6 separate regions of the Homo sapiens genome follow, and regions 1, 2, 4, 5 and 6 are each linked to region 3. Evidence: chromatin loops called from intact Hi-C (ENCODE). Cell type or tissue: heart right ventricle. All regions are shown on one strand. Links, peaks and the distances in the headings refer to the core of each region. The heading gives the core; the rest is flanking DNA.

Region 1 (5,324 bases), core at 238-5,237, 110 kb after region 3:
TATTGCCATCATCTTGGGGAAAAAGGAGATCGGGAAGTTTAAGTGACATGTCTCAAGTTTCAAAGTATCAATGGCAAAACCAGGCCAGGAACTCAGGCTTCCTGCCTCTGTATAGCCACTGTTTTATATTGTCTTTCTTAGAAGATAGCAGAAGTTTTCAAGCCACTGAGTAATATTAGAGGAAGAAAAAAGAAACTAAGAGAGCAGAAACTATTTTTCTTTCAGTAAATAGCTTTTTGACTAAATAACAAGGTGAGTCATTTGTTTCAGGGTGTATTGTTTAAACAAATATATTGTTTAATGACTCCCTGGCTATTGTCCGATGCCTCAATGCCTTTTAAACACATAACTCTGCCTGAACTTCCCTATCACTGGCTCCATCTCTACTGTTGTGTTGGTTTGTTTGCCTCTGGATATTGAATCTTGCAGAATTGTGTCTGAAAATCTAACAGAGACTCACATCAAAACTGCACACAGTCTGCATCTCCTCTGGGCTCTCACTTTGGTCATTTGGGCTGAGTAATTAATGATTTGTACAATTGCTCAACTTACTCTAAAGGACAATAGTTTGACTGGGACACTGAGCAGACCCAGGGCTGTGTTGCAGCCAGAGCTGGTGGTTTTCTTTTTTCTTTTATTTTCTTTTTTTTTTTAAGATGGATTCTCCCTCTGTCACCAGGCTGGAGTGCAGTGGTGCGATCTCAGCTCACTGCAACCTCTGCCTCCTAGGTTCAACTGATTCTCCTGCCTCAGCCTCCCAAGTAGCTGGGACTACAGGTGCGTGCCACCACACCCAGCTAATTTTTTTGTATTTTTAGTAGAGATGGGGTTTCACCATGTTGGCCAGGATGGTCTCAATCTCTTCACCTTGTGATCTGCCTGCCTCGGCCTCCCAAAGTGCTGGGATTACAGGCGTGAGCAAGCATGCCCTGCCCAGAGTTGGTTTTTAATGACTCCTCCCCACCCAAAGGGCCTCCCCTGCACCTTACTTGTGCTCAAATTCTCAAATCCCACCTTGCTTGGAGGCCTTCTCTTAACGATCTTTCAAACTCAGGATCGCTCCTATTGTTTCATTTGGCAACTATTTATTATTTGGCAGTTTATTTATTTTACCCCTTTTGTTTAATCCCAAATTGTGTTTTATTATTAGTTTTCCTTTCATTCTTGTCTTGTCTCCCCACCTAGACTGCAAGGTCTTTTTTTTTTTTTTTTTTTTTGAGACGGAGTCTCATTCTGCCGCCCAGGCTGGAGTGCAGTTGGCGCGGTCTCGGTTCACTGCAAGCTCTGCCTCCCAGGTTCACACCATTCTCCTGCCTCAGCCTCCCGAGTAGCTGGGACTACAGGCGCCTGCCACCACGCCCAGCTAATTTTTTGTATTTTCAGTAGAGACGGGGTTTCACCATGTTAGCCAGAATGGTCTCCTTCTCCTGACCTCGTGTTCCGCCTGCCTCGGCCTCCCAAAGTGCTGGGATTACAGGCGTGAGCCACTGCGCCAGGCCGACTGCAAAGTCTTTGAGAATAGGACCACATCTTACAGTTATTTGTATTTATTCACAGTGTATACATAGTGCTGGAAATGTGCTCAGTATTTGTGGAATAATGAATACCTATTGAATGAATTCAGTGGCATTTTATAGTATCAAATGTTTTGCTGGTAGATTCCAAAGGGTTTGTAGTTTCCATACTTTATATGTTTTGTAGTATAAGAATTGTGATAGCTTGTTTCAAAAATAATAAGGGAAGTCTTGTTCTTAAGAATCACTGCACTCCAAATTCTCTATCTCCTTACTTAAAAATTTAAAATAAGATAATTAAAGTCTCCTTAGTATAGTCTATAAAAGTTGAAACACCAATTTTGAGATTCTTCCAGAAGAACAAGCAAGAAAAAAATACCTTCCCCCATTTTTTTTTCATCCTTAGTTTAACAACCCATATTCAACCAAAGGTCTTCATATTTTTCATACAGATGCCATGTGTCATTTCTTTTGCTTCCTTCATGCATATCCAAGGACCTTCATCATAAGAAGGACATCACTGTCATTCTGGCCGGTGAATGATTATTCATTTTTCCCCCTTTACTTACAACATGCTAAAGAGCTCTTTTGTATATCTGTGTCCAAACCTTGATTTGGTTCCAAAATCAAAATTACAATCTTTTGGTCACAATTTATCCACTGAATGGCATGCTCAGTCAGCTTGAAGGAGCAGATTGCTTCAGTTGTATTGTTGGGTGGAAAGGGCTGAGAGAGGGGGCCAAAAGACTATGCTCAGTAATAAATTAATGGAAGAACAAAGGAATGAATAAATAAATAAGTGAATGGATCACCTAAAGAATGGCACCAATGTCAGAGAGCTTCCTTGGTTTGCTGAACCAAGTTACCTTGAAACTTGATACATGTCACTTAAACTTCCTGATTTCCTTTTGCCCCAAGATGATGGCAATATCACCTGTCCTAATTATCTTACAGAATTATTTGGGTATGAAGTAAGATAATATGGGTAAAATTTTTATGTGTTGGGCACCCTATTTTGAATCAGGTGTCATTTAATGCTGAGGACAATAATTCCAATTAAGTATCAGTAGCACTATTCATTGATAAGGAAACCATGAATTGGAGAAGTTAGATGATTTGCCCAAGGATGAATATTCATTCATTCCTTACCTATCTTGGGTGTGCACCAGGGAAGTGGTAATTGCGGGCTAACTGAAGGTACAAGGGGGCTGAATAACTACAGAATCACAGGAAGGATTGGTATTTGGTTACAGGTAGGGATTCACCAAAAGACATTTTGCTGTGTGGGTGGAAGATAATACAATTACATTGAGAAGATTAGGCAAGTGACAATAAGCCTCAGGGAAAGAGGATGAGACCTAGGCCTTCAGATAGAGCCTGGGATTGGCCTCAGTGGGACTTTTTGTATTCATAGGACTCACTAATACTGGCTTATTATCTGGTAGAGCTCATTGGCCCAGTCCCTCTGGTAGCTATTCTTCAGTATTAGATATACTAATTCTCAAGTAGAAGGGACCCAGGAGCTCACTTGATCCTATGCCTTCATTTTTTCCTTTCACTTTCATAAATGAAAAAAAAATGAAGCACAGATAGATGTTTTGTCCAGTCAGTTAGCAGACTGCATGGCTGAATAATATTTGTTGTATAAATGAATGGATTTTGAACTCTAACTACAAAATCTAGGCTTTAGACTGAATGGCCCTGCCTTTCAGAGAGGTGCTTCCCACCCAGGTGGGTCCTCATGCCCCATGATCCCCTTAGTTGTGCTCTGTCCTTGGGAGAAAGGGGACAACCCAGGCCTGCATTAGGTTGACTTCCCAGAGGCCCTTCTCTTGGATGATTTTCCAGCTTACACCATTCTTCACTGTTACTCTGCTAAAGTCAACATGTAAGAGCCATGAACAATGGAAATGAGAGTGAAAAAGAAAAGGAGAGAACTTAAGAAAGGGAAGTTTACTGGCATAAAAACCCTACTTCATGTCAACAGTTTTAGAAAAATTCAGTCAGTTCTAGTGGGCTCAGCCAGACTTAATCTACATTAATGAAAACCCACGTGTCTGGAGATTCTCTCTAGCACTCTCTTTCCCAGATTGGTTCATCTGGGGACATGCCTTTCTGAAACATTATGGCTTTCAGAAGATTTCCTAGTTTATACTAATTTAGATATTGTTTTCAAGTAACAGAGAAAATTGCTACAGCATCTGAACTATTTATCTTCCTAGATGTTGTAGTTAGAGCAAAAGCAGATGAGTTGGGAAAAGATAAATTCACTAAAATTACTTGTATCCTGGTATTAAGGTGATGAATAACTTATGATGATGTAACATCTATGTACTATGGAGATAAGAATATCATTAAATGCATACATAAGAATTTAGCTCTCAATAAGAAACTTATTTTAAAAGGATACAATCTTATAGGAATAAAAGAATACTATTTATAAATGAAGAATTATAACTCATTCATGCATAGAAAGCCAAATATTCTGAAGATAACAAAACTCTCTGTTCTTACAATAATAATTAAAATCTCCATAGTATATTCTATAAAATCTGAAACACTGATTTTAAGATTCTTCCAGAATAACATGAGGGAAAATATACTAAATTTATTTTTTCTAAAGGGATTGGTATTTACCTTCTGGATTTTAAAATATGTGACAATTACCAAAACATCATGACATTCAGTTAAAAGCAGGAAAAAGATGGGTGGAGACAATAGATATTTCCAAAGTAAATTTAGACCATAATAAGAACTTATTACATTAAAAAAACCAGATATACATAGGCAAGAAGTGATCAGTATTTAATACAGAGGACAATCAGGTCATGGTGCAGAGACGGCATTAGATTCATTCCTCATATTATATATTATAATAAATTTTGGTCAAAGCAAAATAAACATAAGCATAAAATAAACATAAAAAGAAAACGAATAAAATAAGCATATTATTTTCAATTAAAGAAGAAAAAACATTTCTGATTTGCTGAGATATAATTATAAATAAAACAGATATGTTGGAATAAAAAACAAAAGGGATTGTAAGGAAGTTAAAAAATTGTAAGTTATAAATGTTAAAAAGGAAGCTCTACTCTTAAGAAATGAACAGAGAATTCATCTAATTAAGGTCAGTATTCAGCTTTTCTTCAAAATGAGATCATAGGAAATAAATGGAGGGCATACACATAAGGAAATGCAGACAATAAATCAGCACATGGAAAAATGTTCAGTCTCAATAGCAACTAAAGAGATGTAAACAAAAAACCTTTAAAACACCACAGCATATCAGTTAAGTAACTGTAAACCCTGGCAATTCAGACAATGAGCTTTGGAATCAGATAGATGTAGATATGGATCCTGCCTTGCCACTTTTTAGCTGTGTCTTTGATTCAGGGTCCCAACCTCTCAGCATCCATTTTCTAATCAGTAGCATACAGCTATTATACTTAAAGGATTAGTGTGAGGATAAAATGATTAATGTAAATAAACCATTCAGTACAGTATCTGGCACATATTGAATGTTTCCGTTAATGGTAGGCAGCAATAGTGGTGGTGGAAGATAATGATGATGGTACTAGTGCTGGTAATGGTGGTGGTGAAAATGATGGTGACGGTAGCATGTGATGACACTGTTGTTTGTTGGTGGTGTTGTTGAAGACAACGCGATTGGTAGTATTTGATTTGTTGCTCATAGTGTTAATAATGGTGATAATAGCTGATCATGGTGATGGCATTGGTGGAGGTGATGGGAATGATGGTGGATGAGGCTTGGTGGTGGTACAGATAGTAGTACAGGTGGTGGTAATGGTA
Region 2 (5,324 bases), core at 141-5,140, 85 kb after region 3:
CAACACTGCCAACAAGAAAATTCCAAAGGTGCAGGTAGAATCGGTCTCCACACCTAGGAGTGGGGCAAAGGGCTCCTTTGGTTCTAAAGAACCTATTTGTGTTTCAAATATCTTTCAGAAACTTGACACCTTGAAACTACCACTCTCAAGGAATCTGAGTAAGTCCTAGAATCGCTTTCTTCAAGGAGAGCAGCAAGACTCATCGCTTTGTTAAAGCTCTCCCTATTCACCCCTAGGGCCCAGGCCTGGATGCTGGGGTTCAGAACACCCCCTTGCTGCCCTAAGGTCCAACACTACCCAGCATCAGACGAGAAATGACCTCCTTTATTACCTGGGTCTGCCAAAGGACCTGGAAATCCAGCCTGGGGTGGGGGTGGGGGGAGTCCCAGAAACCAAAGGAGCACACAGGGGCCACAGTGGGAAGAGAACAGGCTGAAGAAAGCAAGTGTCACTAAATGTCAGGTGTAAGCTTGAAAAATAAACACAAAGAATGTAAAACCCAGCAGAAGAAATTTAACAAACCTTTGTGGTAGGCTGGGACAACGGAGACAGATCACGTACCAAGTGTAAAGTAAGTCACATTTTAAGAGTCAGAAAGTACCAAAGACCACAGATTGTTATCAAGGTTTATGTAGATCTCATACTTTTTGCAAACATCTATTTAATTAGCTTGTAGAGAAGGATCTTTTGGGCAAAATAACATTTTCCCAATTCCAGGGAATATTTATGCCTTTTAAATTCTGCCAGGAGGCCCCTGACAGGCACCAGTGACTCTTCCCTTCTCAGCGATCTGCATATTTCTAGGGAAACTTTGCACTGAGAGAGTTTTCCCCCTTTGTGAAAGGTCTTGGCGCCCAGGCAGTCCCCGACTTCCCCTCCCCCAAGTCCTGGCGACTGTTTCTGCTCAGCCCTGGAGGCTACTCTCCCGCAGCCTCAGGTTTCCCTACTTCTGCAGCGTCGGCACCAAGGGCTGATCAAATGTTTCTTTCTCCTTACACCGGCGGACCGGGAAACGCCGCCGCAGCCTCGCCTCCATCCTTCCTCCTACAGGTTGCAAATAAAGTACAGCAGCTCTGACATTAGGCAGTTTCTGTCCAAGGAGCAAGGTGACTTCATTTAATTTGCACTGTGCTCCTTCATCCCTGTCTGCATCAGGTTGAACGGGAGGCTCTCCCTACTACCAAACGCCTAACATTTCCTTGATACTGCCTTGAAAAATCATGATTATGACAAAAATAATAACGTCGGAGAATGGAGTGCTTGTTTTCTGCTTTGCAAGTCACCAAGCAAGAAAACACTTTTGTCTCCTTGGCTTTTATTTTAGGATCTCTGAGCGAAAGAGAGAAAGAGAATTTTAAGAAATGTCATTTTCGCTTTGCCAAAGATCATTGTGTCAATAACGTTTCTCTCCCATTCCTCCCCCTCCTCCCGTTTTAAAGGAAAGGTTCACGGGTCCAGCCAGGTTTCTGCCGCATCCCGACACCTGGAGACGTCTTTCAGGACCAGCCTGAATCGCGTCCGGGCTGGGCTCTGGACTCGGACTCGCAGCGGTGACAGCGGAGGCGGGGACGGGGGTGGACAAACTGCGGATCAACTCTCCGAGAAGACGGCCACCTGCCGGAACCTGCCTTCCTCCATTCCGCCCAGGAGCCTCGCAGCGGGGCGCTGGCCTGCGGAAAGGCCACGGGGGAGCACAGGGCTCCGCGCCGCCCTCCTGGGAGGGTCCGGAGTCCAGCGCACCCCGAGCCCTGGTGGGTGAGCCCGGCGGGAGGCGCGGCAGGTGCGGCGGGAGACTGGACCCCGACCTACCTTCACAAAGAGCTCGATCTCGGGGTCCCTGTCGTCCCCGTTAGCTGTCGCCGAGTCTGTCATGCCGTTGGCGCCCGGGGCTACCGTCCCGGGCCGGGGAGGCGCCACCTCTGCAGCACCTGGGCCAGCACTCTGCGCTCCTGCCGCTGCCCAGCGGGGCTCCTCTTCAGGGCGGTGTTTAATTTTTCACAAAACCATCTATTCTCCAGCCCGAGCAGCGGGGTCTGAGAGATCAGTGTCCCAGATGCTCACATGAAAAGGAGCGAAGCCGGGAGGAGGCGGGGGGCCACGGGGAAAGCCGGGTTAAGGGAATGACAACAGGTCGTGGGAGCAACAAGTGCCGGGCTGCCCGGAGGTGTCACAGGATCCGCGACTGTCAGCGATCCCGCCGCCGCCAACGCGCCCAAAATAGCCGGCGGCTGCAGGGCGGGGTCAGCCGGGCGGGGACGCGGCGGGGACACCCCGGCAGCTCGGGCCTGGGCCGGGCCACGGCCCCCCGCCCCAAGACCCCGCAGGGCAGGAGGCGGAGACAGAGCTGGTCCTGGCAAAGCCACCAAGGCCAAGAGGATGTCCTGGGGGCGGATAATGAGGCGAAGGCAGAAAGAGTCGAGGAGAAGGGGAAGGGGAAGAGGAAGGGGAAAGGGGAAGGGGAAGAGGAAGGGGAAAGGGGAAGGGGAAGAGGAAGGGGAAAGGGGAAGGGGAAGAGGAAGGGGAAAGGGGAAGGGGAAGAGGAAGGGGAAAGGGGAAGGGGAAGGAAGAGAGGAGATGGCTCTCAAGTCTTCTGTTTCTTTAATAAAGCGTCAGCTCCTCCGAGTTACTCCACTACCAGCCTTACCCACTTGGAAAGCCCTTCCTGTCTTAGTGATGCTCAGAACCCCCACCAAAAGGGGCATTTGCCATCCTTGGGCTAAGCAAAAGGAGAGTAGGGTGCTGGGGACGGGCAGGGCAGGGCAGGGGTGGCTCCTGGGGCAGAGGGGTGAGTCAACCCGGTCAGGTGCGGCTTCCATGCCTTTCAGCCTTCTGGGTTTGTTTATTTTTCTTCTCCCTTCTTTCATTTTCTTTCTATTTCTTCCTTTATTTTCTGATCTTACTTCATTCCCGTTCTCTTCTGGTTGTTTTAGTGAAGTAGGATGCAAACACAGAAAAGATGCACATATCTTAGGTGTATGCCTCAATGAATTTTCACAATCCAACCCACCCATGTAACGAGCGCCAGATGAAGAATAAAATGTTAGCCACAGCCCTAGAAGCTCCTCCTGCTCTCTCCTCTCCACATCTTTTCTCCCGTCTCCACTGTCCCAGGGTAACCATTATTCTGGCTTGTAGCAGCATAGGATCTTTTTGCCTGGAATGTTGGTGTCTGGCTTCTTTCGCTCATTACTATGTTTGTGAGATTCATCCATTGTGCTATGTGTAGTTGTGTATCATCCATTTTCACCGACACACTTACTTATTCATTCTTCTGTCAATGGACATTTGTGCAGGTGACTATCATGACTACTCTGTCACGAACATTCTCTCTATCAAACATCTTTTGGTTGGATTCACAGACACTTTTCTCTTGGATGTATACTTAGGAGTGGACTTGCTGAGTTGTAGTGTATAAGAATGCTCTCCTTGTGTAAACACTGCCATAGGTTTTCTAAAGTGGTTGCACCAACAGACATTCCCACCCTTCAGTTCTTTAAAAAATAATTATTGAATGTTTTGCACCAGAATCTGGTGGAATTCTCTTTGTCTTCTTTGCCTTCTCTTTAATTAATCCTGTTTGTGCTATGTCCTTCCTTACTAAAAACATGTATTTGTTTAATAGCTTTATTAAAAAATTTATCGCTTAATAAAAAAATAAGTAATAATACTTATTATGTGCTAGGCAAAAATGTTGAGCACTTTACATGTGTGAACTTGTATAATATTTACAAATAGTATAATGATCCCAATTTTACAAGTGGGGAAACTGAGACATGAAGTATTTAAGTAACTTATCCCTAGTCATTCAGCTAGGAAATGGTGAAGTCAGGATTTAAACCCAGACAGACTTGAGCCTGTCCTCTCAACTGCTCTACAAACTGCTTTTCTTAGTGCACACTATGGAAGTGCACACTTTGAGGAAACAAAGGCATGGTTTTAACGGTCTTAACAGAGATCAAAATCCCTTTCAGAATAATAGTTACATGAAATGAAAACTAAGGCTGCCACATGAATTGGGAAGATGAAGGAGCTATACAAGCTGTCACGTAAAGATACTATTTACCATGGTTGGGGTGAGGAGAGGAAAAGGCTTCATGGAGCAAAAGGCACTTTAGCTGAACCTTCCTGAAAGGTCAGGCATCTGATAGGCAAAGAAAAGGGAAAGATGTCCTCACTACCCTTTATGGCAGGCTGTGTCCCCACAGACTCTCAGTGCAAATTCCTCCTTCCTGAAGAAAGCAGTCACCAAGCCCAACGTGCAACTCTCTTGGTACATTATAACTTAATCAAGGTGATGTTTAATTGCTTTCCTCCTGCTTGGCTTCAGGCTTACATCACCAAAGCCTTTAGAGAAACAGTCACCTTCACAGCTGTACATTCTGCACCAATGACTACATACTTTAGGGAAGGACCAAGGTTACAGAGGGAGACTGGTGCCTTCGCTGCATGATGCACAGACTCAGAACATCCCTGCACTGAAGTGTAGGCAATATTCTTAATGGCAATGTGGCAGTAGCAAATAAAATTATATGCATAAAATGTCTTCGAGGGTTTTGGTTTTTTGTTTTTTGTTTTAATGAAAAATGTGTTACACGTATTTTCGATCATTTCCTTGGCTATGATCTAAACAATGTGTGGTATGACTTCTCTTTCCTTAATCCCAAACCTATCAGAGTTAACTTTCATTTTATCTTCTCCAAATATCTACTGCTATTGTAAATTTGGACAGATCTCTTTCAATAACATTTTATAGGAAATATCTCCCATTTGGACATCCCTGCAGATAACTTATAGTTTTGATATTATAAAGCTTCATGCTGCAAAAAAAATAATTCTTCTTTGGTCATAAACTATTTCTGTGCATATTTTCCATTTTCAATTTCATATTATGCCTTAGCTCAAGATAAAAGGACTTTACTTTGTACCCTTTAATGTTAAAGAATAATTGGTTAGAGTCAATTCTAGCTTTGTCTGGAGAAAAACACTATATGTCTAATTCCAGCCCATAGTTTCACAAATGTGGTGCAAGTTTTGAATAAATTTTTACCAGGAAAGTACTTTAAAAACACATTTAGTGCTCACTTTGGCAGCACATATTCTAAAATGGAAACCATACAGAGAAGATTGGCATGGCTCCAATGAAAGGGTGACATGCAAATCTGTGTGACATTCATATTTTTGTATGACTGTTGAAAGTGAAAACTATAACATATCTGATAGCATTTTTAATATATTTAGATTCAATAATATGACCACTGCAGCATAAAGGGTAAAGGGCAAGGAATTTATACAGTTGTAAGGTTTATATACTTTACTTGATATAG
Region 3 (5,324 bases), core at 61-5,060:
AATGAGGGAATCTGTTCTACAGGTTAACTTATCCAGAGATATTCTCCCCTAAAGGTCAGCAGAAACTTGGAAAAAGTTTCCTCAAAGCTACGTCCTAACCACAGACAAGGGGTTATGAATGTAGTAATTGTATAAACCAACTGTGATACTTTCAACCTACACACACACAATGAAATGTAGACACACACACCCATGGACACACTATTGTACTTCTGTGGTCTGCATATCCTGTGCTTAGTGGGATATTGTGTCCCATCATGAATATATTGTGTCCCATCATGAATATAATTTTGCATGTAAGCACTTTCTTTTAGATTAATTGAAATGAGCCTGTCTAAGGAGGTATGTGATGGCCTTTGCCAGTACATAAGAACATCAGAACACACACGAAGTGCATAAGTGTGTGTGTGTGTGTGTGTGTGTGTGTAGAGAGAGAGAGATTGAGAAACGTATTTGGTTCCTATGTGTAGACTGCACAAAGACAAGAGGTGTTGGTTGCATAGGATGAGGTAACGGTAGGAAGAGGTGAAAGAACATTTAACTCATGTGCAAATCAGTTATTTAACGTTCCTTTATTCCCCAGGTCTTGATCTGCATCCAGGCCAGGCCAGGAGAACTCATTCTGGTCAGACAGCGGGAAATTCCACCACATGGAATGGTGTTGGTGGTCTCCGCTCTACTCCAGTCCAGGAGCCCACACAGCAAAATTCCACTAATGAATGCGCCCACCCACGCAGGGCCCAGCTCTCCCCACCCCCTTCTCCCCATGCCTGCCCCATTCAACAGGCCACGCCACCACCAACCGCCTTCCTTACAACTGCCCAAGGATTCGTTTCAGGAGCAAGATTTGTTAAATTATAAATTGGAAGCATCCACCTCAATAATGAACCAAATCAAAGACCCTCTGGAGGAATCCCTCAGGCAGCTCATGGGAGGGACCAGAGGAAGCATTTGCCCACTCCTCTCCCTCCTGCCCTCAGCCCCAAGGACCCTCCATGAGGGAGGAGACGAGGACATGCAAGTGCAGAGCCCACCAGACCTCCGAGGTGGGTCCCACCGAGCCTAGGTTATTTGTTTTTCCTTACAAGAATGCTAGTCAAAGCAAAACTTTAACCCAACAAACCAACAAACAAAATACCCCTAGTTGGCTATTTGCACACAGGGGTTGCCAAGGAAGGCAGCCTGAAGGGTCCCTTTGTGACCAGAGGCGTTTTTGAAAGGAGACAGCAATGGCTGCTTTATGAGGAAGTGGTGAGACGGTCACATGTTATCCGCATTGCTGTGGAGGTCGGCCTGACCACCCAGGAGCCTTCACCAAGATGGCCTGATAACAGCCCACCGTGGGGCTCCCAGGCCTCTGCAGCGGTCTTCCTGGGACCCAACTGTCCTCCAAAAGAACTGCTTCCAACAGAGTAGACATGGAGCCCCACGGCCACCTAAGTGACTCTGTTTCTGAGCATGCTACAGGGTAATTAGGTTTCACATTCCTGCTGCTTTTTACACACGGCCTTAGCTTTCTCATCAGGCCTGTGGCAGAGCACAAGGCAGAATGAGAAGGGGGGTGCCGCATCCATCCCCTGGATGGCCAGGCCCTCCAGACAGGGCCACTGTGACACGGGGGCTGGGGGCTGGGAGGGAGGAAGGGGAGAAGGCATGAAGCGCCTTATGATTGAAGTGGCTTGGAATAATAAATATACACACTCTTTTTTAAACGTGGCTCACCACATCCTGGGAATCTGGAAAAAATGCCCCACTTCACTGTCCCTCACCCTCCTCCCCACCTACCCCCCAGCAGCAGTGGCTTTCATGACGCCTGGGGGAAAGCACAGGGCCTTTGATAATAAGGGGCTTGTTAGTTCTAGGCTAACAGCCCTCCCAGGCCGCTCTGAATCCTTTCAAGCACTTTTTTATTTTAGGTCAAGGAAGTTCGTAAATGTAAAGACTCGAGATTGTAGAAGGAGAAGAGGAAAGGGAGAAAGAAGCATTTGGGGGTAGTTGTCATTGGGAGGGGCAGCCAGGGACCTCCTATGGTAGATCCGTCAGGCCTGGTGGACATGCCCTTCCCTTGGTGTGGGGGACAGATAATGGAAGGTGGCTTTGAGCCTTGAAGAAGACCTAGCCTTGTTTGAACCGTCTAAGCTTTGGCTTAGATAAAACTGAATCTTTGTATAGGAAGACCCTTTCGAATCCACAGGCCTTGAATAAATCACATCAGCTGGCTCTGGCGACGATTCCTCTGCCTGCCAGAAGAGGGCAGCACATGCTTCCTCATTACAGGGAAAGCTGGGCTGCCCAGTCCAAAGGGTGGACACTAGGTATGGAGGCGGGGGGAGCACTGTGAAATTAATAGCAGCAGCAGCAACAGCAGCAGCAATAGCTATCACATATTGGTGCCTACTGTGTGCCAGGAACTGTCCTAAGTGATTTATATGCATTAATTCATCTAATTAACATGACAAATCTTCAAGAGAGGGTGCTATTACAATCTCCATATTACCGTTGAGGAGGCTGAGGCATACTGAAATTAACAGAACTTGCTATTGTAGCCACGGACTGCCTAAGATTGAGGTCAGCAAATTACAGTCCAAGGACTAAATCCAGTTCACTGCCTACTTTCATGCTGCCCTCAAGCTAAGTATTGTTTTGTGTTTTACATTTTTGCATGGTTGGAAAAAAGTCAAAAGAAGAATAATATTTCATGAAGTGAGAATGATGTGAAATTCAAATTTCAGTGTCCACGAATGATGTTTTATTGGAACACAGCCCTATTTATTTGTTTACATATTATCTGTGGCTGCTTTATGATTCCTGCAGCAGAATTGAGCAGAGTCTGGTAGAGGCTATGTAGCTTGCAAAGCCTAAACTATTTACTATCTGACCCTATATAGAGAAAGTTTGCCAAGCCCTGACTTATGAGGAAGAGCTACCTGTTTCCAGGCAAGAGGGACAGAGAACAGAGTTGCTATTTACTGGAAATGGAGCTAGTATCGCTATCCCAGGGCAATTTAGAAGCAATGTTGAACTTGATTCACTTTTTTTCCAACAGGGCAGCTCAAGGTCAAGCAAAAGGAGGGTCTGACATGTCACTGAATAGCCTCAAGGAAGTAATAAAAGGTTAGATCTGGAAAGGACTGTGAAAGTCCACTATTATGTCTCAAGTCTAAGGTGCACATTTTTTTCACTCTTTAACATCTGTGAAATCAGGCAATGTCTTACAATCAAAATATGAGAGGTTAAGTGAAAACACTTTGTTTAAGTGATAGCATTTTGTTGTTGTTTCTTAGAGGTTTGTTTGTTTGTTTGTTTTTGAGATGGAATCTTGCTCTGTCACCCAGGCTAAAGTGCAGTGGCATGATCTTGGCTCACTGCGACCTCTGCCTCCCGGGTTTAAGTGGTTCTCCTGCCTCAGCCTCCCAACTAGCTGGAATTACAGGTGTGCGCCACCATGCTCGGCTAATTTTTTTGTAGTTTTAGTAGAGACTGGGTTTTGCCATTTGGCCAGGCTGATCTCAAACTCCTGACCTCAAGTGATCTGCCCACCTCGGCCTCCCAAAGTGCTGGGATTATAGGTGTGTGCCACTGTGCCCAGCCAGTATTTAAAATAATAGTGTCGTACAATCAATGACACCTTAGATTAGGCAGTTCCTGCCTCCAAAGATCCAGCCTCTTTTTGGTCCTTTCTGTTGATGGGATACTCACTTCTTTTGCTGGCAGTCCATTCTACAGATTTAATTTTAAAGTTTCTTTTCTTTTTTCTTTTTAGACGGAGTCTCATTCTGTCGCCAGGCTGGAGTGCAGTGGCACCATCTCGGTTCACTGCAACCTACAACTCCCTGGTTCAAGTAATTCTCCTGCCTCAACCTCTCAAGTAGATGGGATATAGGCACATGCCCCCACGACCAGCTAATTTTTGTATTTTTAGTAGAGACGGGGTTTCACCATGTTGGCCAGGACGGTCTCAAACTCGTGACCTCGTGATCGGCCTGCCTTGGCCTCCCAAAGTGCTGGGATTACAGGCGTGAGCCACCATGCCCGGCCTAATTGTAAACTTTCTAATGTTGAGCTGAAGTGTGTAAGCCTAAATTTTCTATACATCAAATGAGGATGATCTTGCTTAATACGTTTACTTTAAGAGTCTTAAGATCTTATTAAAAGGGAGCGAAGGGAAGGAAGCACTGTGACCCCCGGGGTAGGGAGGACCAGAGCCGGCTGCAGGAATCAGTCTGTCGGTGTGGTCACACCAGGCAGTCTGCAAGATGGGAGGACAGGGATGAGTTGTTGGGGACACAAACCATGAAAACCTGGAAGGAAAAGAAAGACCGCCAGTGATACAGATGAGTTCTTTTTCTAGCAGCATCAGCCAGGAGCATGACCCACTGCAGGTGGCACCTCTTAGAAGGAGAAGACAGGAGCAATTTGAAGATTCGGGCCTGAATGGAACAAGAAGACAAGGAAAGAGCGAGGAATGCACCTGTGGCTGGCTTGCCCCTGCTGCCTTATATGAGGGCTCTAGGAGATGAGGAAGGGAAATGAGAGAGGCAGGATGACAGTCATTGATATTGTGTTAATAAGAACCACAATGTCCTCCTTCAATCACGTTCCCATTCAGTGGGAATGATCATCCAAATTCTGAGATAAACTCACTGAGGTTCCTAGAATAACCCGAGAGTCTTCTTCCATTCTATGTGGCAGGGACAATCAATTTTTCCAGAATAAGCCCAGGGAGCTTCCAGGTTCCAGAAAGAGGAGCCTCTGATGTGAGCCTTAGGGAGGTGGAAACCTTGGCCTTTATTTGGAAACAGAACCAAGACTGCTCAGGGACCTGTGTGGCTAATGGCCACTTTTTTGTTCCAGCAACAAATTGGGAACCAGGAGGTGGTGGGAACTAGGGTACACTCCCTCGCCCTCTGGTAACCACGTTTGAGCTTGGATTGGAGAGAAAGGAGAAGCAGAGGGCTTAGCCCTAACCAGGTGCTTTTCATCTGGGGACATGTGTCCTGGATTTCCTGGGACAGTACCAATTTCTTATAATTTGATTATTTTCAATGAAGGCAATTTGTTAGGCATCTGATTTTCAGTTTGGAAAACATGGCCACTGCAGTTACAACTGATGAAGGGCAATGCAATCTGAGCACATGCCCAGCACGTCACAGATACCAAGGAAGGTTTTTAGGGCTTTCTTTCGGAAGTTAGAAGCACCTTATTAGGACAAGTATTTTAGGAAGAGTATGTTAGGACATCTCAGAGTCTTCCATAAAAAGAGAACTAGGTGCAGCCTTGCGAGTGAAAGGGGTACATCTTTGCACATCTAGTGCAGGAGCCCA
Region 4 (5,324 bases), core at 122-5,121, 160 kb after region 3:
TGCTGTCTATTTTAGATTATACAATCTGGAAGAGGTCCTAGAGGAGCTTGGGTAAAATTCATCTATGTTGTTTTATTACTTAGAGGAGATGAGGAAGGAAAACACAAAAGGGGACATTAAATATTGCAAAACTGAGACAGATGGAATCTTCTTCACTGAAACCATCTTGTTTGATAGGTTTATTTAAATAAACTTAATAAAGAAATTGAGCACCCAAACACCACCATTACACCAAAACAATATGATAGGATGAACTAAATACCCTCAAGCTTTGAGGCAGGGCTTCCCCTGCTTCATCCTCTCCCTGCCCCTACTGCTCTGCCCTGGCACTGTCATCTTACTTAGGTTGGGACCCAACCCCAGCACCTGACTCTCAGAAATGACCTTCACCTGGCCCAAGTCCTTCCTTATTCACGGTGGGTCTAGTTTCTTCCCTTCTCATCCCCTCTCTGCGGACTCCATCATGACCAAATCCTCCTTGTCTGACCACTTTAGTAGCTCTCTAACACTTCTCTAGAACCTCCAGTATAGAAGAGAAACATCTCAAAGCAGATGAACCTGCTGATACCTGATATCCAAATACTGAGGAGCCCAGATAGCCAACTTCAAAGAGGGAAAGAGAGAGTGGGCATCCTCTGAGTCAGGGTGTTGCAGATAAAGACAATGCTACATTTTGATGAGTTTCGAAGGAACTGGTGTTAATGCTAAGTGTACTAAATAACTAATGAAGAATAAACGAGCTGCATATTTGTCATCACTATCATTCTGCCTAAAGGAAATGTGCTTTCTGCTATGGCCAATTTGAGTCCATTGAGCTTTCTCACCCCAGGTTCTTTTTAATTATGTTTCTCTACCTTTGACAGTTTTATTTTGTGATTTGAAGGGTTTTGGGATTTTATCATTTAGGGATTTTCTTCTCCAAAGACATCTGGGAAGTTTGGTCTTATATTATAAAACCAAAGCAAACTCTATCAGCGTACTCTCTCGCTCTCTTTCTGTGTGTGTGTGTGTGTGTGTGTGTGTGTGTGTGACACTGTATAATATATACTTCTCAATATAGTATATATTATAAAAATTGTTACTCTGAACCATCCAGGAAAGATAAAGAAAGTACTTAAGGCTTTGGAAATACCACTTGACTCCTATAATTTCACTGGTATGGGGACACATGCCCCAAATTATCTGTCCCTTCATACTTCAGTTTTATAGTACTCCACAAGAAACACACATTTAGCTTGAAATATATACACAGCTGTCATTTTGAATTTCTTGGATTCCTGTGTAGTGTCAAAGATGTATGTATTTTATATCAAGAAGATTTCTTTCTGATTATGAAGATAGTTTATGTTTACTATAGAAAAAGATAAGAAAAATAATCTGCATTTCCACTACCCAAAGATAATTATGTTAACATTCTCTAACTCCTTTTCTACCCATAAGTATCTATATTTTTAAAATTGAAATCATGTACATTTTTATTCTTTTTTAAAAAGAAAGAAGACATTATATAATGTGTATACATTAAATTTAAGCATTTATACAAGACCAGCAAATATTTTCAAATGGTAAATACTCAAATACTAGCTAATCTCATTTGTTGATTTAGAAGATTCAAAGATATCTTTCTTTATTTTTGAGCCAAATGACTTTTTAAAAGGCAGAGGATTTTGCTTGAACAAGTGATCGTCCCAACAAATCAGGTAATAAATAAGAACATCTTCTCTCATTCTTGTCCCTATGCACTTCCCAGGCTGTGATATGGTGACTTTACAAAGCACAAAGGGTAATTAATGCTTGCAGCAGGGAAGGGCTCACTTAATGTTTTGCATGGTGCCTTAAGATTTTGTCTAATTTTCCTTTAAATTTACCTATTAATAGATACTGTACTCAATTGATCTATGCATATTTAAATTCTATTTTGGTGTTGGTTTACATTTGGGTAAGGAGTGGGTAGAAGTAGGGGACAAAGAAGGCAAATTACAGAATTGTGGCACTAGAAAAAGCAACCATCAAGGTTTTAGTGAAGTATTTATTGTTTAACAGAAGTCATGAAGATGAAGGGAGAATGAACTGCATATTGTTTTAGCAAAATGCAACATGGAGTAAGAAAAACTTTGGTGCCAAACAGATCTCAGTGTAAATGCTGCCTCTACTGCTTGCTTATGCAGGTGACCTTGGGCACAATCATCTAAATTTTCCCAGTCTTCATTTTCTTATTTGTAAAAATGAAGGTAACATGCTTCAGGAGGTTAAGGAACATTCTAGAACCCTATGCAATAATGTTTGTGGCCAGACGATTTCAGGAGGGTCCATGAACTCTCAGAAATGTTAACTATCACTGTGATTCATTCCACTTTCCCTGCCTGGATACTCACACCTCGCATGCCCATGTGGGAGGGGTAGAATTTGCTATCGGGTGACACAAATCCTTTTCTTTATTGTGGGTAGAAAGATTAAATGACATACAATATGTAAAATCTTGAAGCCTGGCAGATTACACAGGTGTGTTCAGTGACTGTTTCCTCCCCTTCTCCCACAACTAAGCCACATCAACTTTCTTATGAGTTCACAATGAAGATTCTGGAGGGGAAAAAATAATGTACGGGTAACATGAGTAATTTCAACATGTGAGCATATTAATGGAACTTAGTTCTGCTTTGTATTCCATTTATTATTATACATTTTGGGACATATTTTCTTTTAACGACGCTGATAGTTACTCTAAATCTTGATGATTACATTTTGCAGTAATTGCCACCTTCAAAAGACATTAACAGACAGTATTTTTCGTGATTTGCACAGGAATGCAGTAAGCCAGGCTGCTTTCTGCTGTTTGTAATAAGATTAGGGTGCATGTCCCCCAACAGCTGACACTAAACTTCTAGCACTAAAATTTGCTTCCATTACTTAAAAACGACAACAAAAAACGAAATATATGCTCTATAAAAAAGTAGGTCTGTAGAGTTAGAAAAATACCAGATGTCTATAATTGAAGCTGATGGCAGATAATACAATAAAAATGAACACGTTTTATATCAAAGGTAAAAACTTGAAATATCCAAGAAGGGATCAGGTGTGAAATCACCTTCAGGATTTGAAAACTCTGAATGTTTTTCTGCATGTATAATCCACCAGGTGGCACTGTTGCCTGCTTTCGGCTCCGACCCCAACGCCTCCTCCAGAGCTGAGTTTGTTTAGGTCTAGGTCAGAGCTAGTTCATAGATTCGTCAACTTGATGGGTTTTTTTTTTTTTTCCACTTCCCAATTATTTTGCTTTGAAGATAAAATGCCTCAAATTCTAAACTTATGTTAAAAATATTTGATCTATGTGTCACTTTAGTTTGGAGCTCAATTCGCCTTTTACTTATTTTTTACAGTTCATTTAACAACCCACATTTAATTTTTAAAAAATGTTTAGATTGACAAGTAAAAATTGTATATACTTATGATGCACAACACGATGCCTTAATATGTGTATACATTGTGGAATAGTCAAATCAAGCCACTTAACATACGTATTAACTCACATACTTATTTTTTGCCTGTGCAATGAGAACACTTAAAATCTATTCTTTTAGAAATTTTCAAATATACAATGCATTAAATTAAGTTTAACCTAAAGCTGACTTCTTACATGTTTTAGGTTCAGCCTAAAGGTTTCTCTGTACATAGTGAAATGTAACCTAATGTGGTGTGTAAACAGACTGTAACCTACTCTTGCAACAATCAGCAAGTTTTGGCCAAAGATGGGCAACTCTTCAAACTTGTGATCAAATAAGGCAAACAACAAGCTGTTATCAATCCAGCTGTTTAGGTACCTCACCTCCATTTTCTGGAGGTCACTTTCCTTTTTCTGTCTGTAAATCCTCTCCAACCACATGGCAGCGCGAAGTTGCTCTGAACCTATTCTGGTTGGGGATGCTGCCTGATTCACACATCTTCTTTGAGCGATTAAGCTCTACTGAATTTAATTTGTTTAAGGTATTTTAACACATGTATTGTAGTACTAGATGGGTACAATATGTCTCTTGAACTTATCCCTCCTGTCTAACTCAAATTTTGCATCTTTGACCAACATCTCCCAAGTCCCCTAACCCACCAACCTCTTGCCACCACCATGTTACTCTCAGTTTCTATGAGTTTCACTGTTTTACACTCCACATATAAGTGAGATCATGTGGTAGTATTTGTTTTTCTGTCCTGGCTTATTTCACTTAACATAATGTCCTCCAGTTTCATCCATGTGGTTGCAAATGACAGGATTTCCTTTTTTTTAAAGGCTAAACAGGGCTTAGCATGGTGGCTCATGCCTGTAATCCCAGCACTTTGGGAGTCTAAGGCAGGAGGATTACCTGAGCTCAGTTGAAGACCACCCTGGGCAACAGGGAAAGACCCCATCTCTGCAAAGATTAAAAAATAAAAATTAACTGGATATGGCAGTGCATGCCTGTGGTCCCAGCTACTTGGGAGGTTGAGGAGGGAGGATTGCTTGAGCCCAGGAGGTCGAGGCTGCAGTGAGCCATGTTCATACCAAAAAATGCCAAATATAATTCCATTGTGTATATATGTCACATTTTCTTTATCCATTCATCTGTTGTTGGACAGAGGTTAATTCCATATCTTAGGTATTGTGAATAATGCCTCAATAAGCATGAGAGTGCAGATATATTTTTGACATACTGATTTTATATCCTTTAGATATATAGCCAGTAGAGGAATTACTGGACCTTATGGTAGTTCTATTTTTAATATTTTTAGGAACCTCCATACTGTTCTCAATATGGCTGTACTAATTGACATTCCTACCAACAGTGGGCAAGCGTCCCCTTTTCTCCTCATCCTCACCAACACTTGTTATCTTTCCTCTTTTTGATGATAGCCATTCTAGCCGGTGTGAGGTGATAACAACTCTTAGGAGCTTGTGAAGAACATTCAATCTTCACAACTACTCTATACGCAATTCATTTTTCTATTGTACACCTGAGGAAATTGAGTTTTGGGTAAATTGATTTGTCCAAGGTCAGGCAGACAATAAGCAGAGAAGCCAGACCTGAATCCAAGAGTATTTGAATCCAAAACCCACGTTTTCACACTATAATAACTCAGTTTCCTACAGGAAATGATTATTAAATTCTAATGGTGTCTTCTGAGACTTGCTAGAGAAACAAGAACAAGATAAGCATTTTTAAACAATGCCAATTACAAAAGTATTTTGCAGGTTTTCTCAAGTCTTCCTCATGATTATTATTTTTTTCTCTTTAATGTTTATTTTTCTAGAGTCAATCTACAGACTAACCTAAAATGTGTTTTATTCCTGCCCTGAT
Region 5 (5,324 bases), core at 198-5,197, 280 kb after region 3:
GTGCAGTGGCGTGATCTCAGCTCACTACAACCTCTGCCTCCTGGGTTCACACCATTCTCCTGCCTCTGCCTCCCTAGTAGCTGGGACTACAGGTGCCCACGACCATGTCTGGTAAATTTTTTGTATTTTTAGTAGAGACAGCGTTTCACCGTGTTAGCCAGGATGGTCTTGATCTCCTGACATTGCGATCTGTCCACCTCAGCCTCCCAAAGTGCTGGGATTACAGGTGTGAGCCACCAGCACCCAGCCTCTTCCTCTTCTTATAAGGACACCAGTTCTACTGGGTTAAGGCCCCACCCTTATGACCCCATTTAGCATTAATTACCTACCAAAAGGCCCTGTCTCCACATATAGTCCCATTGGGGGTTATGGCTTCAACATATGAATTTGGGGTTGGAGGTGGATATAATTCAGTCTGTAGTATTTCCTAACCACTAAATGCCTATAAAATGTAAGCTCAGTAAGGGCAGGGACTTGGGCTGTGTTTTTCACTGAGCTGTCTTATCTTTCCAAGGCCTGTTACAGTGCCTGGCACAGGCACATAGTAGACCCTCAATAAATGTTTGTTGAATGAATGAACGATGGTCTCTTCTCTCTGATGCTCTGAGATGGAGGAAATCGCTGAGAACAGATCAGGTAATGAGGCATTTTTTTTTTCCATAAGAGGTAGAAAGTTTTTATGTAGTGTTGTATAAAATATTTTTCAGTTTTATGATAAGATTTATAAAGATGCTCAGTCGTCACCACCAGCACGTGCACCATGTCCTCCCGCTGCTGCGTGCTCCTCTGCCAGTGGCAATGGAAGAAGAGATCCCCGCGCTCTTCATTGACAATGGCTCCGGCATGTGAAAAGCAGCTTTGCTGGGACAATGCCCTCCGAGCCATATTCCCCTCCATCATCGGGCACCCCCGGCACCAGGGCGTGATGGTGGGCATGGGCCAGAAGGACTCCTACGTGGGCGACCAGGCCCAGAGCAAGTGCGGCATCCTGACCCTGAAGTACCCCATCAAGCATGGCATCGTCACAAACTGGGACGACATGGAGAAGATCTGGCACCATGTTTTCTACAACGAGCTGTGCGTGGCCCTGGAGGAGCAGGTGGTGCTGCTGACCGAGGCCCCGCTAAACCCCAGGGCCAATAGGGAGAAGATGACTCAGATCATGTTTAAGACCTTCAACACCCAGGCCATGTACGTGGCCATTCAGGCCGTGCTGACCCTCCACAGCTCTGGTTGCACCACTGGCATTGTCATGGACTCTGGAGATGGGGTCACCCACACAGTGCCCATCTACGAGCGCCACACCCTCCCTCACACCATCTTGCATCTGGACCTGGCTGGCCAGGACCTTACTGACTACCTCATGAAGATCCCTACCTAGCGCAGCTATAGCTTCAACACCATGGCCAAGTGGAAAATCGTGCGCAACATCAAGGAGAAGCTATGCTATGTCGCTCTGGACTTCGAGTAGGAGATGGCCACTGCTGCATCCTCCTCCTCCCTGGAGAAGAGCTACGAGCTGCCTGACAGCCAGGCCATCATTATTAGCAATGAGCGGTTCCGGTGTCCGAGGCACTGTTCCAGCCTTCCTTCCTGGGCATGGAATCCTGTGGCATCCATGAAAGTACCTTCAACTCCATCATGAAGTGTGATATGGACATCCCCAAAGACCTGTACGCCAACACAGTGCTGTCTGGCGTCACCACCATGTACCCTGGCATCCCCAATAGGATGCAGAAGGAGATCACTGCCCTGGCATCCAGCACCATGAAGATCAAGATATCGTGCCCCCAGAGTGCAAGTACTTTGTGTGGATCGGTGGCTCCATCCTGGCCTCACTGTCCACCTTCCAGCAGATGTGGATTAGCAAGCAGGAGTACAACGAGTCGGGCCCCTCCATCATCCACCGCAAATGGACTGCGAGCAGATGCATAGCATTTGCTGCATGGGTTAATTCAGAAGTATAAATTTGCCCCTGGCAAATGCATATACCTCATGCTAGCCTCACGATACTGGAATAAGCCTTTGAAAAGAAACTGTCCTTGAAGCTTGTATCTGATATCAGCACTGGAGCATAGAACTTGTTGCTGATTTTGACTTTGTATTCCAGATAACTGTTGCCCTTGGTATTTGTTTAATACCCTGTACATATCTTTGATTTCACCCCTTAGTACACATGGCTTGGTCACTTCGTGGCTGAGGTAAGAATGTGCTTGTGGAAGACAAGTCTGTGGCTTTGTGAGTCTGCGTGGCCAGCAGTCTCTGATCTGTGCAGGGTATTAATGTGCCAGGGCTGTGTGTTCTGGGATTTCTCTAGAGGCTGGCAAGGGCTCCTGAACCAGTTGTTTCTGTCCTACCAGTCTGTCAGGGTTGGAAAAGTCCTCCAACTTTTATCTTAAAAAGCAGACTCCAATTTTTATCTTCAAGGGTACAGGAAAGAGAGAGGAAAAAAGGGCAGGGAAGGAAAGGCCCAGTGGGTAATGACAGACAACCTGTCCCCAGAAGCAGAGAAGGGGATGGGGGGTTTCCATGTTCTTAGAATCCCCCTGACCTGATCTTCCTGAATTGGGCTGACAACCACCAGAGATTCCTTGAATCTTTGCTGTTGTCCTTAGACAGCCATAGGACCCAGAATTGTCCCTATTGATATTTAACCTGTAGAAGACGACCACCAGAACCAATGGCATAAAATCACAGCCATACCTGCAGAACCCAAGGCTGGCTAGCTGCTTGGACTTGCCCAGTCACTCCTTAATCTTGATCCTAGCACTATGGGAGGCTGAGGTAGGCACATCGCTTGAGCCCAGGAGTTCAAGACCAGCCTGGGCAATATGGTGAAACCCTCTGTACAAAAAATACAAAAATTAGCCAGGCACAGTGGCATGCACCTGTGGTCCCAGCTACTTGGGAGGCTGAGGTGGGAGGATCACCTGAGCCCAGGAGATTGAGGCTGCAGTGAGCCTCTGCACTCCAGCCTGGGTAACAGAGTGAGACCGTGTCTCCAAAAAAAAAAGTGACCCACATTTTACACATCTGCATTTTTACACCTCAGTTATTTTGTTAAGATTTTCCTCCAGTATTTATGACTGGTAGGTTAGCTATCTCTGGGCCTGAATAGGTCTGATACAGCCCTGTCTGAGCATAGGACACTGAGCTCTAGTATTTCTCATGTTTCTTTCTGCCTGTGGATCTATGAATCAAGGATCCCAATGCTGCCATCCACTGTACAATTTCAGAAACAAAGCATGGCAAGGAGAGCCAGCAAGGATCTCAACTCAACTTACCTGAGCACGCCACTCCTGGCAAGATCTGCCCACTGTTCCAGGAACAGAAACAATGTTCCACACAAACCGAGACTGAGACTGTGTGCTATGGTGGAAATCACTGTGCTGGTAACAGACACAGCAGGGCTAAGGCTCATACAAGGACAGGAGTGAACAGCAATGCCTAAGCACTCTTTTCAGCCTCCCGGAGATTTCACTCTTTGTTTTATTTCTGCCAAGCTCTCTGGTGTAGGGTACTTCACTCTTGACATTAGCTAGCTTCCTGTGGTGTTAAATGAGTTCAAATACTACAACATGGGTGACAGAATTTTATAAACCCTGAGGCACGATGACAATGTACAGGCTGGCTGTAGCTATGGCCACTCTACCCTTTCTTCTTGTCCAAATGTGGGGTGCAGTGCAGTGTTGAAAACTGTAGGCTCTGGACTCAGACTACCTGACATTGAAGCTTTAAGCTATTTATTTAACTTTTGCTCATCTAGGCTTCCTCATCTTAAAAATGAAGAAATACTAATAAGAATCAACTTTATGAGATGGTCTTGAGGTTTAACTGAGGAAAAATTCATGTAAAGGACAACACAGGGAACAAAATAGTTAATAGAAATATTAGTTGATATTCCTTAAGTGAACAGAGCTAGATGCTAACTTTTCTCTGGTTTCTTTTCCTTGATGTTATCTTTTCAACATGTTGCCTTGGCACTACCAGTAGATAGCCGTGGTCTAGCCAAAGGCCTGAATGAGAGCTATCTAGGGATTATGAGTTGTAACAAAACAACAAAATAGATAACGTACTTCTGTAGGCCAGGGTAGATTACTGTTCTAAAGGATGTCACCTGTAAGGCCTTGAGAAAAGTATAGGCTGTTAGAAAACTTTCTCCCAGCACTGTTACCATTTATGGGAAACTGATAGAGATATAACATCTACATTTGCTTGTCTCATCTCTGGCTACATTTGCTTGTCTCATCTCTGACACATTTCTTATTGTGACACATCCCATTGAGAGAAGAACTGCAAGTCTCTTTTCAGGAATTGTATGAATTCAATTTTCATACATTGAGATGAGAGGGTATGAATGAGTATGAAGTAGAATGTTTCTTTCAAGAGGACTCTGAGTCCTCAGGCAGTCTAGGGGATAATCAATGATATTTCTAGTGAAGAAAATGACTATGAAAGAAAGTCATTCAGATTTCTGGCTGCACATGGTCAATTAAACTCATAGTTTATTTTTACTCCCTTCAAAACCTTGTTAGAAAAAGGAAGAATGTTATAAGCCCACAAGGACAGGAAGAATTGCAACAACATTTTGGAAGCTAGAACGCTGAAGAAAGTTTGTTGCTTACTTCACAGATTAGAGACAGCTGAAATCTAACCAGGTTTCTTTGCATCAGCCTCCTCAGGAGGCAACCCAGGGGGATGATGCAAAGGAAAGAAGCTCAGTAATTTTAGGTGCCAGGTAACTCTGAAAGTGGGGTGAAGGTAGGACTAAAAATAGATTGTTTGACATAGAGAATAAAAGGCAACTAGAATCCTAGATCACTCTCCCATCCCCTTTCCACCTGAGAAGATGACTAGAGGCCAGATTCCCTGGAGATACCAAACTAGGAAGAATTGGGTACCAGGGATGCCAGCTACAGCTGAGGTGGGTATGAGACTGTACTGAAGACACTCTACGTACTGGGTGGCTCCCTTTTCTGTAAGCTCCTAGAATATTGGCCACTAGACTTAAACTCTCCAGGCAGGAGATTGAATGCCTCTTCTCTGAATAAACTGATTAGCCAAAGAGAAAAGCTATAAACATAGAGTTAGAAGTCCCACAGTGAAACTGCATATCCAGATCAACCCACCATGAAATTCAGTCAACAAGCTCCACTCATAATCACACAATCAATCCAATCACACTTTTCAGTGTTTCCCTAAAATATAAGCAAGGAATCAAGGACACTAAGACATTTGAGAAAAGCCTCTAAACAAGGTTTTACTAATCTCAACGCTACTAATATTTGGGGCTGGATAATCCTTGTTGTGCTGTGCATTGTAAG
Region 6 (5,324 bases), core at 263-5,262, 120 kb after region 3:
AAAGTTCTGAAAATGGAGAATACCAACTACAAAAAGATTTTTCTGTCTGCCTTAGTCATCAACAGTGGCCCCCATCTCTGAACTCTTAGAACATAACTGAACAACCCAGTCTTAAATTATCAGCCCTTCTCTAGTGTTTACTGTCACTCTTTCCTCTCTTGCACTTGTAAGCTCCTTCAGGATAGAAATTGAGGCTCCCACTTGTGTATGCCCTGGCCCTTGGGGCAATGGTACTCCACTCTCCATAAACATTTGTTGAGTTGAGTTATGTTGGCCAGGAACTTGGAGACCTGCTTGCTAGCACAATTATCTCAGTGTGATGGGGGGCAAATTACTTAACCTCTCTGGGCCAGTTTCTATGCATCTAAAACAAGTAAGTTGGTTCAAATGACATCTAAGGTCCTTTCCAGATAAAGATTGCTGAGTCTCTTGTTTCTCTAGCTCAAGTCTTCACTTGTAAAGTGAGGATAAAGTCTTGATTTAGCTCTACGTGCAATCCATAAGACGGTTAGGGTTTCTCTCCTTTTTTTTCTGTGTTTTTCCCTGTGATTCTGCAGTTGGGGCAATCTCTAAGTTTAGGATGACTGGGCAACCAGCCACATGATATGGTTAGAGAATGCTCAAATGTCTTTTCCCTTTCACGTTCTAACTGCTGTGACATGGCAACTGAGTTTCACAATAATAATAATTCCTTGTATTTGTTTAGTGCTTTACATTTTATAAAATACCATCTCATATATTTTATCTTTTGATGCTCAAAACTACCTCATAAAATAAAAAAAGCAGATATTATTCCCATATCACAGATATGGAAATTGGGGCTCAAATAATTCAATTTGCCTAATGGCACCCAGCTATTATGTTAGTCTGAATTCAGCCTGGGTGTTCTTTCCACTGCACTGACTATCTGAGATAAACCATCATCTCCACAAAGTAAATCTGTTACTTGGGTGTGAGTGGTATTTAGGACCCATTGACTCAGCCTCCTTTTGCACCTGCATTCAGCAAACATTGTTAATGTCTACTGTTTTGCACTCCCAGGGCTAGCATGACACTGATAAATTAGTCTAGTATTTTCCATAGTATATTTCTTGGAACACAAAAATGATGAGATTTCCCTGAAAAAAAAAAAAAGAAGAAATTCTTGTGGTCAAATAATTGAGAAATGCTTCATACCACACCCCCTCTTTGAGATTTGCAGGACCTATTCTTGTTTGCAAATTGAAGTGCTGAAAAGCCTTGCAGTAAAGGGTCCTGTTTACACACTTCACATTCACCAGCTCCCAAGCTGTATTTAGAACCCTTTGCTCATGCACAATGATTGAAATATTACTGTCTGCAGATTATCCTGAGATCCTGCTGAAATAAGAGTAGAGAAGTAGGAAAAGGAACAATCTTACAACAGTTAAGAAAATAAGACAGTGTCACCAATGACAAGGGTTGTTGACAAACTTCTGGAAGAGAGAAGATAGGTAGGAAAATGTTGAGAGATAATAGAGTACAGAAAATATTATAGCTCAGAATAAACCCTAAGGTAGGTACAGAGGAGGTGGGGGCCCTGTTCTTTTCCAGGACCCTAGAGAAGCTGTCAGCTTGGAGTTGGCCCATCCCACAGTGGGTGGGAGGTATGATATGGGACTCCATTGGAGGGAGTCAGTGAAATTCTATCCTAGAACAACTTTGCCAGACAGCAGCCAACTCCCACATCCCAGCTCTGTGCAGTGCACTGGGAGCCTTTTACCTGTGGCCTCTACATGGAAAGTTCCCTCCACAGGCAGCCATTTGAGGGTGTGGGGAGAGCTTGTGCTTCCAGTCTCGGTGTGGAGGTGCCAGGGTAAAGACTTTCTCTTTCTGGCATCTGGAGATCCATTCCCTGATCACCCCAAAGGAATGATGATTGACTTGGCCTCCCCTGCCACTCGGCCCTTATGATGTAGTACAGGACACTTTGGAAAAGGAACAATCAGAGAATAAGATCAGAGTTATTAAAAATTAAGAACATAACTGCTAAAAATGAAAAATTTAATAGAAGAGCTAGAAATAAGGAAAGCCTCTGAAATCATTGAGCAAAAAAGCAAATAAAAATATGAGAGAAATGACTAGAGACAGAGGCCAAATACAGAAGGGTCAACCTCCAACTAATAGGAGTTGCAGAGAGAGAGAGAGGAGAGACACTGGAGGGCAGGGCCTGATACACATATGCATTCAGTATAATCATTCCGTGACAGACCGCAAACAGGCAAAGTCCTGCCCCTGGAGCTGGGTGACAGGCTGGTAGGGCAGATGGACAACCAATAAATAAAGCACAATGCCAGTGATATAAAGAAAACAGGAGAATAAGGAAACAGAAATTCAGAGGTGCTATATTAGATGGTGAGGAGGATGTTTGAGCAGAACGGAGTGAGGAATTGAGCCGTGCCCAGTTAACACTTGCTAAATGAATAAAAGGATGAAAGTATGTAGGTGGAAGAGTGATGTGCACAACCTCATATTGCTCAGGCCTATACTGAACAGTGCTGCTAGATGATCTCTGAAGTTGCTTATAATTTAGAAAGTGGCCTTCCCTCCCACCCAGTAAATGTACTTTAATCGTTGAGGTCGGTATTAATGATTTCTGGGAACTCATCACGTCCCATGATGTGTTGGAAAACACCAGGCAATGCTTTATCACAGTCTGTGCTTCTTAGCAAACTATTTCCTCTCAGCTTTCCTGGAAGCTGGGGTTTTATACTATGGCTATTTTTAGTTGTTGTCGCAGTGGCTGCTGGGACCAATTGCCTAAGGAGTTTGACGAGAACTTTACCCTGGGGAGAGGCATTCCTCTCTGCAGTGTTGCCCTGAAGAGCCCTGTAATTGAGATTTGACCATTTACAACCTCTGAGAACTAGATACCATATCATGAAATGCAAGATCAGGTAGCTTTGCTGTGTGCTCAGCAGTCAGCAAGAAACTGTCCAAAGTTATTTTGACCAGTGGATCATTCATTTGGTCAGTTCCTATTCAAAACCTTTGACTGAGATAAAGAAGCCTGTTTTGCTTTGGAATTGATGCTTGGGAAGCTCCAGGTGGGGGTAGGCTGGGGGATGTTTGCCCTCAAAATGATTTTTCACAAGAGTACCCCAGACTTGTGTGTTCCTTCACAGCCAGTCAAACGAGGGACCGACTGGCATTCAGGAAAGCAACCTGAAAGATCTAGTTGGGATATTCTGGCAGGTATCTAATCTGCCAGCACTTGCCCTTCCTTCTCTGCTCCAAGGCAATGAGAACAAGACTGGCTATAAAACCCACCACTGCCAAAACCATCTTCCCAAAGCACACTTCTGACCTTGCAAAGTCCCTGTTTAAAACCCTCAGATTCTCCCTGCCACAGACCAAACACACTCTAAAAGTCTTAGCTGCTACTCAAAGGCCTCCTGTGATCCAAGCTAATCCCTGGGTATAATTTCATTTCTCCAGCTCCTCCACTTTCAACCCCCTTATGCATCATCCAAATATTATTGAATGTTCCCTATAAACGAGTGATGATTTCCCACCTCGATGCCTTTTATAGACTATTTGTGTCTCCCCCACACCCCTGACAACAAATTCATATGTTGAATCCCTAACCACTATTATGGCTATATTTGGAGTTGGGGCCTCTAAGGAAGTAATTAAGGCTGAATGAGGCCATAGGGCGGGGGCCTGATCCAATAGGTTTACTATCCTTTTAAGAAGAGAACCAGAGAGCTTTCTCTTTCATTTCCATGTGGAGATACAGCAAGACGGTGGCTGTCTGCAAGCCAGGAGGAAAGTCTTCACCAGAAACTGATCATGCTGGCACATTGATGGTGAACTTTTATCCAGAACCGTGAAAAAATAAGTTTCTGTTGCTTCAGCCATGCAGTCTGTGTGGTTTTGTCATGGCAGCCTGAGATGACCAGTGCAATGTTTTGGTGTATGCAGTCTGTCTTCACAAAGGGTCCTTTTTTGCTATTACCATTTGGGCCAAACCTTTCAAAGAGATGTTCCCTTTTCTGTAAACTTTTCTCTGATTTTCTTAGCCATTGACAATCTCATCTTCTAAATTCCCGAAGAACATTGTCAGTTCTTTTCTTTCTTTCTTTCTTTCTTTTTTTGAGACAGAGTCTCGCTCTTGTCACCCAGGCTGGAGTGCAGTGGCGCCATCTCAGCTCACTGAAACCTCCGCCTTCCAGGTTCAAGTAATTCTCACACCTCAGCCTCCTGAGTAGCTGGAATTACAGGTGCCCACCAACATGCCTGGCTAATTTTTCTATTTTTAGTAGAGACGGTGTTTCACCACGTTGGCCAGGCTGGCTTGGAACTCCAGACCTCAGGTGATCTGCCCACTTCAGCCTCCCAAAGTGCTGGGAAAACAGGCGTGAACCACCAAGCCCGGCTAATTTTTGTACTTTTAGTAGAGATGGGGTTTTGCCATGTTGGCCAGGCTGGTGTGGAACTCCTGACCTCAGGTGATCTGCCCGCCTCGGCCTCCCAAAGTGCTGGGATTACAGGCGTGAGCCACCGCGCCAGGCCATCAGTACTTTTCTTTTGAAAAATTTCACTTTTTGATTTAATAATAGTTACTTGTAAATACAAAATCTTTCTGAGCTGAAGACCTGTGAAGGCAAGAACAGTGTCTTTTTCCCCCTCATGTCTCCCATAAGCATCTTGCACCGCATCTCTCACACATGGGAGCTGGTGGCTGTCCTTTACTGAGTGCCTCTCTGTGCTAGGCATGTGTGAGATGTGAAGTGTTCAGCTGGAATCCTCACAGTCCATCTGAGGATTACAACTCTTACAAGGAAGGTGTTGTCTTCTCATTTAAAACATGGTGAAACTTACTGTATGATGCCCTTTGTATGAGGTACCTAGAGTAGCCAAACACAGAGACAGAAAGTAAAGTGGTTATTGGCTGGGGCTATGGGAAGAGGTGAATGGGGAGTGACTGTTTAATAGGTACAGCCTTTGAATTGTGCAAAACAAAAGTTCTCTGAGTGTATGGTAGTGATTGTAGCACAACAGTCTGAGTACATTTGATGCCACTGAACTGTACACTTAAAAATGGTGCAGATGTTAAATTTTACGTTATGTATATTTTTACCTCAATGTAAAAAATAGTAAAAACTGAGGCACAGAGAAGGAAAGTAATTTGACTAAGATCATCAAACTAGAAAGGGGTAGTGCTTAGATATGAGCCCTGTCTGCCCACCCCTCTTGTATGGTGTTTTTTGAGGGGTCTTCTTTCCCTGTTGCTTAAATGTTGGTGTTCCTCAGGGCTCCATACTTAGCCCTCTTGAATTCTGGGCTCAGAATTGGGAAAAAGT

Evidence for each region. A loop is a pair of places that touch in the nucleus more often than their neighbours do. Peaks named below come from ENCODE experiments on the same cell type or tissue, not always from the same donor. Only the 100,000 strongest peaks of a DNase experiment are listed, where the experiment ranks them.
Region 1: a loop joins it to region 3, with 2.9 times the contacts of the local background. A loop is called at or near these places in 6 of 110 quality-filtered maps.
Region 2: a loop joins it to region 3, with 2.9 times the contacts of the local background. A loop is called at or near these places in 31 of 110 quality-filtered maps.
Region 4: it touches region 3 in a loop (9-fold over the local background); 18 of 110 quality-filtered maps call a loop at or near these places.
Region 5: a loop joins it to region 3, with 2.6 times the contacts of the local background. A loop is called at or near these places in 10 of 110 quality-filtered maps.
Region 6: a loop joins it to region 3, with 2.4 times the contacts of the local background. A loop is called at or near these places in 11 of 110 quality-filtered maps.

The regions. Positions count from the first base shown.
Region 1 is chr6:46,035,111-46,040,434 of GRCh38, forward strand. It overlaps a transcript of CLIC5 not described here. Among named protein-coding and RNA genes, the nearest start is that of CLIC5, 22 kb to the left of the region's middle. In heart right ventricle, for the core only: no CTCF peak of the experiment used is centred there; no DNase peak of the experiment used is centred there; H3K27ac peaks cover 2,981 bases.
Region 2 is chr6:46,013,671-46,018,994 of GRCh38, forward strand. CLIC5 (chloride intracellular channel 5) reads right to left here and starts at 2,190. Exons shown (of 6, transcript NM_016929.5): 1 at 1,810-2,190. The coding sequence starts at 1,872. It also overlaps the pseudogene RNU6-754P. RefSeq lists enhancers at 1,303-2,147, 2,148-2,992 and a silencer at 1,841-1,890. In heart right ventricle, for the core only: no CTCF peak of the experiment used is centred there; DNase peaks (open chromatin) are centred at 990, 1,546 and 2,171; H3K4me3 peaks cover 2,365 bases; H3K27ac peaks cover 3,163 bases.
Region 3 is chr6:45,928,369-45,933,692 of GRCh38, forward strand. The region is part of intron 4 of CLIC5 (chloride intracellular channel 5); the gene reads right to left. Among named protein-coding and RNA genes, the nearest start is that of CLIC5, 85 kb to the right of the region's middle. In heart right ventricle, for the core only: CTCF peaks have their summits at 2,235 (motif pointing right) and 2,441; a DNase peak (open chromatin) is centred at 2,273; H3K27ac peaks cover 4,596 bases.
Region 4 is chr6:46,087,166-46,092,489 of GRCh38, forward strand. It overlaps a transcript of CLIC5 not described here. Among named protein-coding and RNA genes, the nearest start is that of ENPP4, 40 kb to the right of the region's middle. In heart right ventricle, for the core only: a CTCF peak has its summit at 3,127 (motif pointing right); a DNase peak (open chromatin) is centred at 3,150.
Region 5 is chr6:46,204,180-46,209,503 of GRCh38, forward strand. It overlaps the pseudogene ACTG1P9. Among named protein-coding and RNA genes, the nearest start is that of ENPP5, 36 kb to the left of the region's middle. In heart right ventricle, for the core only: a CTCF peak has its summit at 3,236 (motif pointing left); no DNase peak of the experiment used is centred there.
Region 6 is chr6:46,051,005-46,056,328 of GRCh38, forward strand. It overlaps a transcript of CLIC5 not described here. Among named protein-coding and RNA genes, the nearest start is that of CLIC5, 38 kb to the left of the region's middle. In heart right ventricle, for the core only: no CTCF peak of the experiment used is centred there; a DNase peak (open chromatin) is centred at 2,787; H3K27ac peaks cover 3,495 bases.